Linked DNA regions of Mus musculus: region 2 is linked to region 1. The links are chromatin contacts, found by POLR2A ChIA-PET in ENCODE. All regions are on one chromosome and are shown on one strand. Each heading gives the region's core, a stretch centred on a gene start or an enhancer-like site at or near the end of the contact. The rest is flanking DNA. Distances are from core to core; before and after follow the strand shown.

Region 1 (3,966 bases), core at 370-2,869:
ATCAACCACAGGAAGAAATACCCACGGCTCCTTAGGCCACCTACTGAGTTCTTTTGGATGGCTCAACAGCCTTGTCTACTCTGAAGGGGCTTGCTGCCTCGCTTTGGTTTAGACCTCTGCTCCCTTTCTTTCCATCTAATGTCTGATTTTCCCCCAAATCCGTCAAAGTTTCCTTACATCATTATTTAATCTCCTTTGTCTGTTTCTCCCTGGAGCAGTATCCAGCCCCCCCCCGCCCCACCCCCAAAACACACTGACCCTTCTGCTCTGGGACTTGAAAGAAGGTGTCGGCCCAGGCGTGGTGGCGCACGCCTTTAATCCCAGCACTCGGGAGGCAGAGGCAGGTGGATTTCTGGGTTCGAGGCCAGCCTGGTCTACAAAGTGAGTTCCAGGATAGCCAGGGCTATACAGAGAAACTCTGTCTGGAAAAACAAAAACAAAAACAAAAACAAAAAAAAAAAAAAAAGAAAGAAGGTGTCGGAGTTTAGAGTGTACCATATTTCCTAGTCTTGTGATCTCTTTGGAGCGTAGTTTTAAAATCGCATTACATTTTATTTACTTTTATGTGTGTGGCACTTGTGCCAAGGCGGGAGATCAGAGGACAGAGGACAACCTGTGAGACTTGGCTGTTGTCTCCCTCCATGAGGTATCAGACTCGGGTGGTCACATCTGCACAACTGAGGCACCACACAAGCCCATTAAAAATATTCTTTTAACATGGATCATTTCGATCCCACTTTGAAGACCAGGCTGGCCTCTTAACTCACAGAGATCTGCCTGCCTCTGCCTCCTCGAGTGCCACCACTGCCTGGCTGCTCCAGCACTTTTTAAGAACTGTCTCGAACTGAGACAGTTTAAATACTGACATTCCTCAGCTGTTTAAGTGCTACTACAAAGCTTATTTCATTTAATCTCTCCAACCTAAGATAGATAAAGCTAATGAACCCACTTTACAGAAGAGATACAGGGTGAAAGGTACACTAACTAGCCTAAGGTCATACAAAGATTAAGGGGAGAACCCAAACCCAGGCCTGCTAATTCTAAACAGAAGGGATCAGGGAACACTCCATCTTTTGTAGGGGGGAGAAAATCCCAACCCAGCACAAAGCCTATGAAATGCTTTACAAACATCTTATTACTACGTTGAGGCAAGAATGAATAAGCCTGACGCTGAGTTGGCTGGCTAGTGAAGGCGTCAGTCCTTTCCCATGCCTCCCCCTGACTCACCTGTTGGACAGGTAGGGGGGGAAGGGGAGAATAATGAGTCTTACCTGCTCAGGGCTAGGGTGGGGCAAGTCACGCCCCACCTGATCCATTGGCTTTTTCCTTAGTCTTACTGACAGCCCTCTGTCCAATCATAAAGAAGAAACTTTCTATTTGCCAATAGATGCAGAGTGAGGATGAGACCTCAAGTTGGCGTCCACCCCAGAGTCGAGTGGCAGTCCCTGGGGCCAATGGTGAGCGCATAAACAGAGGCGGCCGTGGTAGAGGTCCCGGCGCGAGGCTCCGCCCCTCGATGGGATAGTCAGGCTGGGCAGCCAGTGAGATAGCCTCAGAGGGTGGGAGTCTCCCTAGGGGGCGGAGCTTCGAGGGGGCGAGAGGTGTGGCTTGGCTGTCAGGTCCCTTTGCCTTTTGTTCGGTTACTGAGTTGCTGCCTTGGCCAGAGTCCGGAGCAGCCGCCGCCCGAGTGCGCCGAGCTCAGTTCGCTGCCCGCGCCGGCTCCCTCCCGGCCAGACCCGACCCCGATTCGGCTCAGCCCGGCTCCACGCTCAGGTACACCCGATCGGGGTACGAATCACTGTGGGAGAGTAGGGACAGCAAGCGGCCGGGAGGCTGGTTCCAGCGGTTTCAGGGCAGGTGAGGGCGGGTGTCAGGGAGCGCATCCTACACCAGCGACAGGGGGCGCGCTGGGGTCCGGGGCGCGGGACCCTTGGGACAAGCAATCTGGGTTGGAGCGCCCCTCCAGGCTCGGTGAACCGCAGGTCTGAGAAGGGTGGGGAGGAACTAGGGCAGGTGCCTCGGAGTTCGCGCCTCCCCCAGGGCCCCAGAGCTCGCCTAACACGGCGTCCCTGACTCTCCCCTGGAGCTGACCGAGCAGACTTTGACCCGCTCCGCCTGGTCCCGGAGCTCACGGTGACAGGAATTTACCGTTTGGGAAACTTGCTGCCTAGTCTCTTTGGGGCCACCCTCACCGCACCCCACGCGTCATCCTCGCTTTCTCTCCCTCCCTCCCTACTCCCCCAGGCCTGGGTGGGGCCCTATTGTCTGCGCCCAGCTTTCCAAACTGTGGGGGCCGAGTGCACATTTTCCCAGGGACGCAATTCCCACCTGCTGAGCAGAGCAGGTGAGCGCTTGGAAGACGGAGGCCCTGCCCTGCAGCTCCGAGCTGGACCTGTGGCGCCTCCCTCCGCTCTAGTGTACGCCGGTCAATGCCTTCTCCTACGGAGGTGGGATAGGGTGACTGGGGAACTGGTGAAGGGTCTGGGCTGAGTGCCCTACCGATGTCTGACACTGGTGGCTTGGCCTGGAGTCTGGGCCGGTAGAGAAAATTTAAGAAGCACTCGCCCAGTTTTTAGTAGCTGTGGTTTCCAGAGTGTTGATAGGGAAACAGCAATATCTTTTGATTTCTGCAACCCATTCTTGTTGAGAAATCACTCCAAACAAACTTTCCAGGAGAAAGTAACCATGGGAGCCTTTTCTAGGATTTTTCTAGTCTCCTTGTTGAGAGCTGATTCTAGGCTTGGTGGTACTTCTTGGAGGAAAACCCCTTCCCCCAGTCAGCTCCAAGCTGAACGTAGCCAGTGTGTGCGCTTTGACCCTGTTCTCCCTGCCCCCAACTCCATCCTGTTTGCCAGGCCCCTAAGGCCTGAGGTAGGGACCAATGGGGGTGGGGTGGGGGCGTTGCTGAAAGGGGAAGTGTCTTCTTCCTTCCCCCTCCTCCGGAGACCATCACACCCCCTTATATGAGGCCTGCTAAGTATCTGTCCTCCCAAGCTCTGCCCCTTCCCCAGGAATGGGGTTGGGACAGGGCTGGGCCAAGCTAGGAAGATGAGGAAGAGTGATTAGTCTTTCCCTAACTCCCCCATTCCATCCCCGATTTTATTTAGCTGGCTGACAATTGAGGCAGGATAGCATAGGGCAGGAATGTTGCTGGCCGGTCCGCTGGGTTTCTAGATTATGAAGGTGCATTCTTTCTAGAGGACTCGCCAGAAGTCCCTCCTCCACCCACTCTTTTCCTGAGTGTTTGGCGGGGAAAGTGGGACAGGAGGAAGTCTTTGCTGTAGAAGGTTTCTTCCCTGCCAGGCACCCTGAGGCTGCACAGTGTGATCCGCGCCCTCCCCTTGCCTTCCGTGTGCTGAGAGCGCTTCTCTGGCTGGAATTGTGAACTTCTACTCGCCCTTGCTGCACTGGTTATACAAATCCGAAGAGTGGCCTTTTCATAGGCATTTGGAGGCCCCTCCCCATCAGCCTTCTTGTGGGGGACCGAGCAGGAATGCCAGCGCTAGCCTGGAGCAGAGGGAAGGTGGGGTGAGGGTCATGAGTGCTGCTTGCTGTGACTCACCTGGAGGCCGCTGGTGGTGCTTCGTTGGAGAGTGGGAATGGCAGACAGACTCTCCCCTTGAGTAACCCCCTTAGGTCCTGTTGAGGGGGTAACATAAGTGTGACCACCTCCAGGAAGCACGGGGGGGGGGGGGGATATGAAGATTAGGCTCATGCTACCTGTCTCCCCTCCTCTCCATGCCAAGGTGGAGGAGGGGAAGGCATTGTAATTACATGAGCTAAATGATTAGTTTAGCTAATTTGATTGGTTCATGGCTGTGATGAAAAGACAGTATTGAGGAAGTGTGGCCAGGAGCTGCCCGGCCCAAGCTGGCTTCTGACCGGACAGGAGGGAGGAGAAGCCAAGGTAGGATCCGATTAGTCATTTCTTGCCAGATCAAGTCTGGGCTTGGGTGACAGGAGCCT
Region 2 (3,966 bases), core at 1,015-3,514, 43 kb before region 1:
AGGGAACAAGATTTTTCTTTACATTTTGGAATTATGGAGGGAGCAGAGTATTAAAAGAACATTTTGTGACACTTTAAAACTATTCAAATTTCAGTGTCCATAAATAATTTGTATTAATCCTGTCTTCTGGGCCCATTTTTTTCTTTTTCTTTTTTTTTTTTTTTAATTTATTTATTTATTATATGTAAGTACACTGTAGCTGTCTTCAGACACACCAGAAGAGGGAGTCAGCTTTCATTACGGATGGTTGTGAGCCACCATGTGGTTGCTGGGATTTGAACTCAGGACCTTTGGAAGAGCAGTTGGGTGCTCTTACCTGCTGAGCCATCTCACCAGCCCCCTTTTCTTTTTTTTTAAGGCAGGGTCTCACCTATGTAGCCCTGGAACTCCCCATGTAGACCAGGCTGGCCTAGAACTCCCAGAGATCTGCCAGCCTCTGCCTCCCAAGTACCGGGATTAAAGACGGACAGAAACATCCTGGCCTTGTTTGGCAGTTCCTGATAGAAAGGCAGAGGTTGAACGGTTGCCAGAGTACATGGCCCGCTGAGCTTAAGCTATTTAACATCTTGGAGCTGTAGAGATGGGTCTCTTTTCAACAGAACACGAGGTTCCATGCCAAACACCTACATGGTAGCTGACAACAGTCTGCAATGCCTGTCCCAGGGGACCCAATGTCCCCTTATGGCCTCTTCAGGCGCATCATGTATGTGGCCCAGACAGACATACATGCAGGCAAGATATCCATCTATAAAATAAATGAATAAATACAAACTTTAAAAAAAAGATATTTACTATCTTCCTGTTGTTGTTGTTTTGGTTTTTTTGTTTGTTTGTTTGTTTTAGAAATAGATTCTCTATAGCCCAGGCTGCCCTTGAACTACTGATTCTCCTGCCTCAGCCTCTCCAGTTGCTGGGATTACAGGCCTGAGCCACTATGCCTGGATTATAAACTGGTCCTTTCGGAGCCTTATCTAGAGTGTAGGATCAGGTCTGTCCAACTTTTTTTTTTAACGCTGCAATGGCATGCTGTCAACCTACAAAGCTTAGACTTGAGAACAGCTCAAACCAGTTATAAACAAACACAGAGCCTCAGTGATGGGAGACACGGCTCAGCTTCCCCCCCCCCCTCCGGTGTACCTAAAGTAGGAGCTGCAGCTACAGAGGATGTTCTTGTGGGCATTGAACTCGAAGCCATTGACTTTGATGACCACGTCGCAGAGCTTGCCCTCAAGCCGGAGCTCGTTGAAGATCTCACAGGTCATTGCACTCATCTTTCTTTCCATGTGAGGCTGGTGGAACCGGGTGGAGGCAGCGGTGCTCTCCATCTCCATGGCTCCTTGGGACCAGGGGAGAGAGGCTGCTCTCCTGGGGTGTTGGGGAGGGTTATGGGGGGCCCCTTTAGCCAGCTGTCGCTCCTTTTCCCTACTACATCTTTCATATAGGGACCATCAGGCAGCCCAAGTTCCAGAATCCTGGGCAGTGAGATCACTCAGGATTGTGCTCTCAGGTTCTGGAACCCCCTTCTTGCCCCTTCTTTTCCTCCCCCTCCCCCCAGAACATACAGGTAGACCACCCCACATCTCTTTCCTCGACCTCAGACCTAGGGCAGAACTGTGACCACCAACACAATTGAGCCTTTACTGAGTCTGCTGCTTGTTGCATCTTCAGGTTGGGTCCCCACCTCCCTGCAGCATCCTTCCAAAGCTCTCTCTGGGCTCCCCATGGGTGCAGAGGCAGAAGCAGAGCTGATCAAATATCATGCTGGCCAGGGTCTTCCAGCCCCTGAGATGCCTTACTGCCTTACTTTGCTTGTGGTGCTGATGAAGAGCCAGTTAGGGAAGTGTCTCCTGGATACACCCCCTGTCCAAAATGCACTTGAATACCTAGTGGGTTGTTCTTTGCAATGCAGGGGATGAAATTCAGGGCCTCATACCTGCAGGCAAGAACTCTCTCACTAAGCAGTGACCCCCAACCCCAGTAAAGATTGCATTTGTGTTCCAGAAAGAGTGAGTGACAGGCGCCCATACACACCAAAGCCTCATGACAGCCAGCCCACATACAGGACCCCAGCGTCTTGGTACTCCCCCCCCTCGCCCCCCAACGTTCCCCCACCCCCACACACAGTAGACCATCTTCCCCCACACACCCCCGCACTCCCCACTCTTGCTTCTCCTGCCAGTATCCGGAGCCAGCCTGGAAACGGCCTGCAGCTCCTAGACCGACGCGACTAGTGCGAGGCGACGCCTGCGCAGTGTGGCTGTAAGGCGGGCGCTGTCTTCGGGGCCGCCCACCAGGCCAGCGGCGTGATGGCGGAGGAGGTGAGGCCACGGGCGGGGACGGTCCCGCGTGGCGGGATCGCGGGTGCGGAGAGACCCAGCTGTCCTGATGCCCATCGCGGCTCTCGGGTCAGCGGGTCTCTTGGGTCTCACGACAGGTAAGCAGCCTGATGAAGGCCACGGTCCTGATGCGGCAGCCCGGACGGGTGCAGGAAATTGTGGGCGCCCTTCGCAGGGGCGGAGGAGACCGCCTGCAGGTACCGGGGCTTGGGGTAGGGCGGGAGGGTGCCTGCCCTGCGGCCTTCCCGCCAACTGGGGTTCGCGCTCTGCGAGCCTGCGCCCTAGGGTGGTCATGGACAAACAGATTGGTTCACCTCGGGAAAGAGCCTACCTCCCCCAGTAGCCAACTTTCAGAGTAGTCAGATGTGACCCTTTTCCTGCCGCTTGGTTTTAGAAAGCAAGTGGGTGGAGGCCCCCCTCCCTCCCCCAGTCGAAGATAAGGGAGATCCACAAAGGTCGGAAGGCACCTTAAGAAAGAACCAGTGTATAAAGATGCCACAGAAAGTCACCCCCACATTTGGGGGACTTTGTTTTCTTCAGGGTTAACTCGTGTCCTGACACAGGATGTCACTTTTTTCCTTCTTTCTTCTGTCTCTCCCTAACCTTGCAAAGGCTTTGCTGCAGCTTGGTTAGACTTCCTCCGCTACCCCAGGCTGAGGCAAGGGCCAGGATAGACCAGTACCTAGTCAACCTAGTCAACCTAGTCAGTCAACCTAGTCAACCTAGTCAGTCAACCTAGTCAACCACCATCATCCGCCCTTTGTCTCTTAGGTGATTTCCGATTTTGACATGACCCTGAGCAGATTTGCTTACAATGGACAGCGATGCCCTTCTTCCCACAGTAAGTCACATTTTAGCTTTCCTTGTAGGGCTCAAGATGACAACTGCTATGGAGCAAATAAAGGGAGTCTTGTGTGTGTGTGTGTTTTCTTTTTTCAGATATTCTGGATAACAGCAAAATTATCAGTGAGGATTGTCGCAAAGAGGTGGGTCATTCCCTTCTTTGCTCAAACATGGCTGTGGTATGCTTCTGGGGTTGAACCACAGCGTCCAGGACTGAAATCTTAAGAAACTCCGTTCCTTAAACACAGTGTGGGGAGACCTGTAATCCCAGAGGCTGAGACAGGAGGATCCCAAGTTCAGAGGCTGCCTGGATTCCAGAAAGAGTTCAAGGTCACTTAGGCAAGGAAAAGGAAGCTGCATGGGTGTTGGTGGCGCACACCTTTAATCCCAGCACTCAGAAGGCAGAGGCAGCAGATCTCTGTGAGTTCGAGGCCAACCTGCTCTACATATTAAGTCTCAGCCAGACAAGGATAGATAGGAAGACCTTATCTCAAAAACAGAGGGAGTCTGGGTCAGAGGAAGCTTATCAACCATTCGAGACACTCTGGATTTGCTCCTTAGTTTCACTTGGTTTTGTTCTTCCATCATTCTTTTTTAAAAGTTGTTACAGTAAAGGAGATATGGTTTTCTTATTGGGTTTATTTTTATTATTTTAAAGTGTATGTGTGTGAGTGGGGTACATAGACATACAGATACCCTTGGAGGTCACAGGAGTTTAGAGTCGTGAATTGCCTGATGTAGGAACTAAGAACTGAACTCCAGCCCTCTGGAAGAGCAGTCAGTGCTC

The links. ChIA-PET counts read pairs that join two places held with the same protein, here RNA polymerase II (POLR2A).
Region 2: POLR2A ChIA-PET joins it to region 1 with 14 read pairs in Patski. The contact joins the promoter of Nt5c3b here to the promoter of Jup in region 1. POLR2A ChIA-PET finds 5 or more read pairs at or near these places in 3 of 5 experiments (Patski and embryonic stem cell).

The regions. Positions count from the first base shown.
Region 1 is chr11:100,395,443-100,399,408 of GRCm38, reverse strand. Jup (junction plakoglobin) reads left to right here and starts at 1,619. Exons shown (of 14, transcript NM_010593.2): 1 at 1,619-1,773. Gm12348 (predicted gene 12348) reads right to left here and starts at 1,293. Exons shown (of 4, transcript NR_132425.1): 1 at 1,272-1,293.
Region 2 is chr11:100,439,396-100,443,361 of GRCm38, reverse strand. Nt5c3b (5'-nucleotidase, cytosolic IIIB) reads left to right here and starts at 2,264. Exons shown (of 9, transcript NM_001102650.2): 1 at 2,264-2,318; 2 at 2,435-2,533; 3 at 3,108-3,177; 4 at 3,276-3,322. The coding sequence starts at 2,307. It overlaps Klhl10 (kelch-like 10), which reads right to left and starts at 1,438. Exons shown (of 5, transcript NM_025727.3): 1 at 1,138-1,438. The coding sequence starts at 1,331.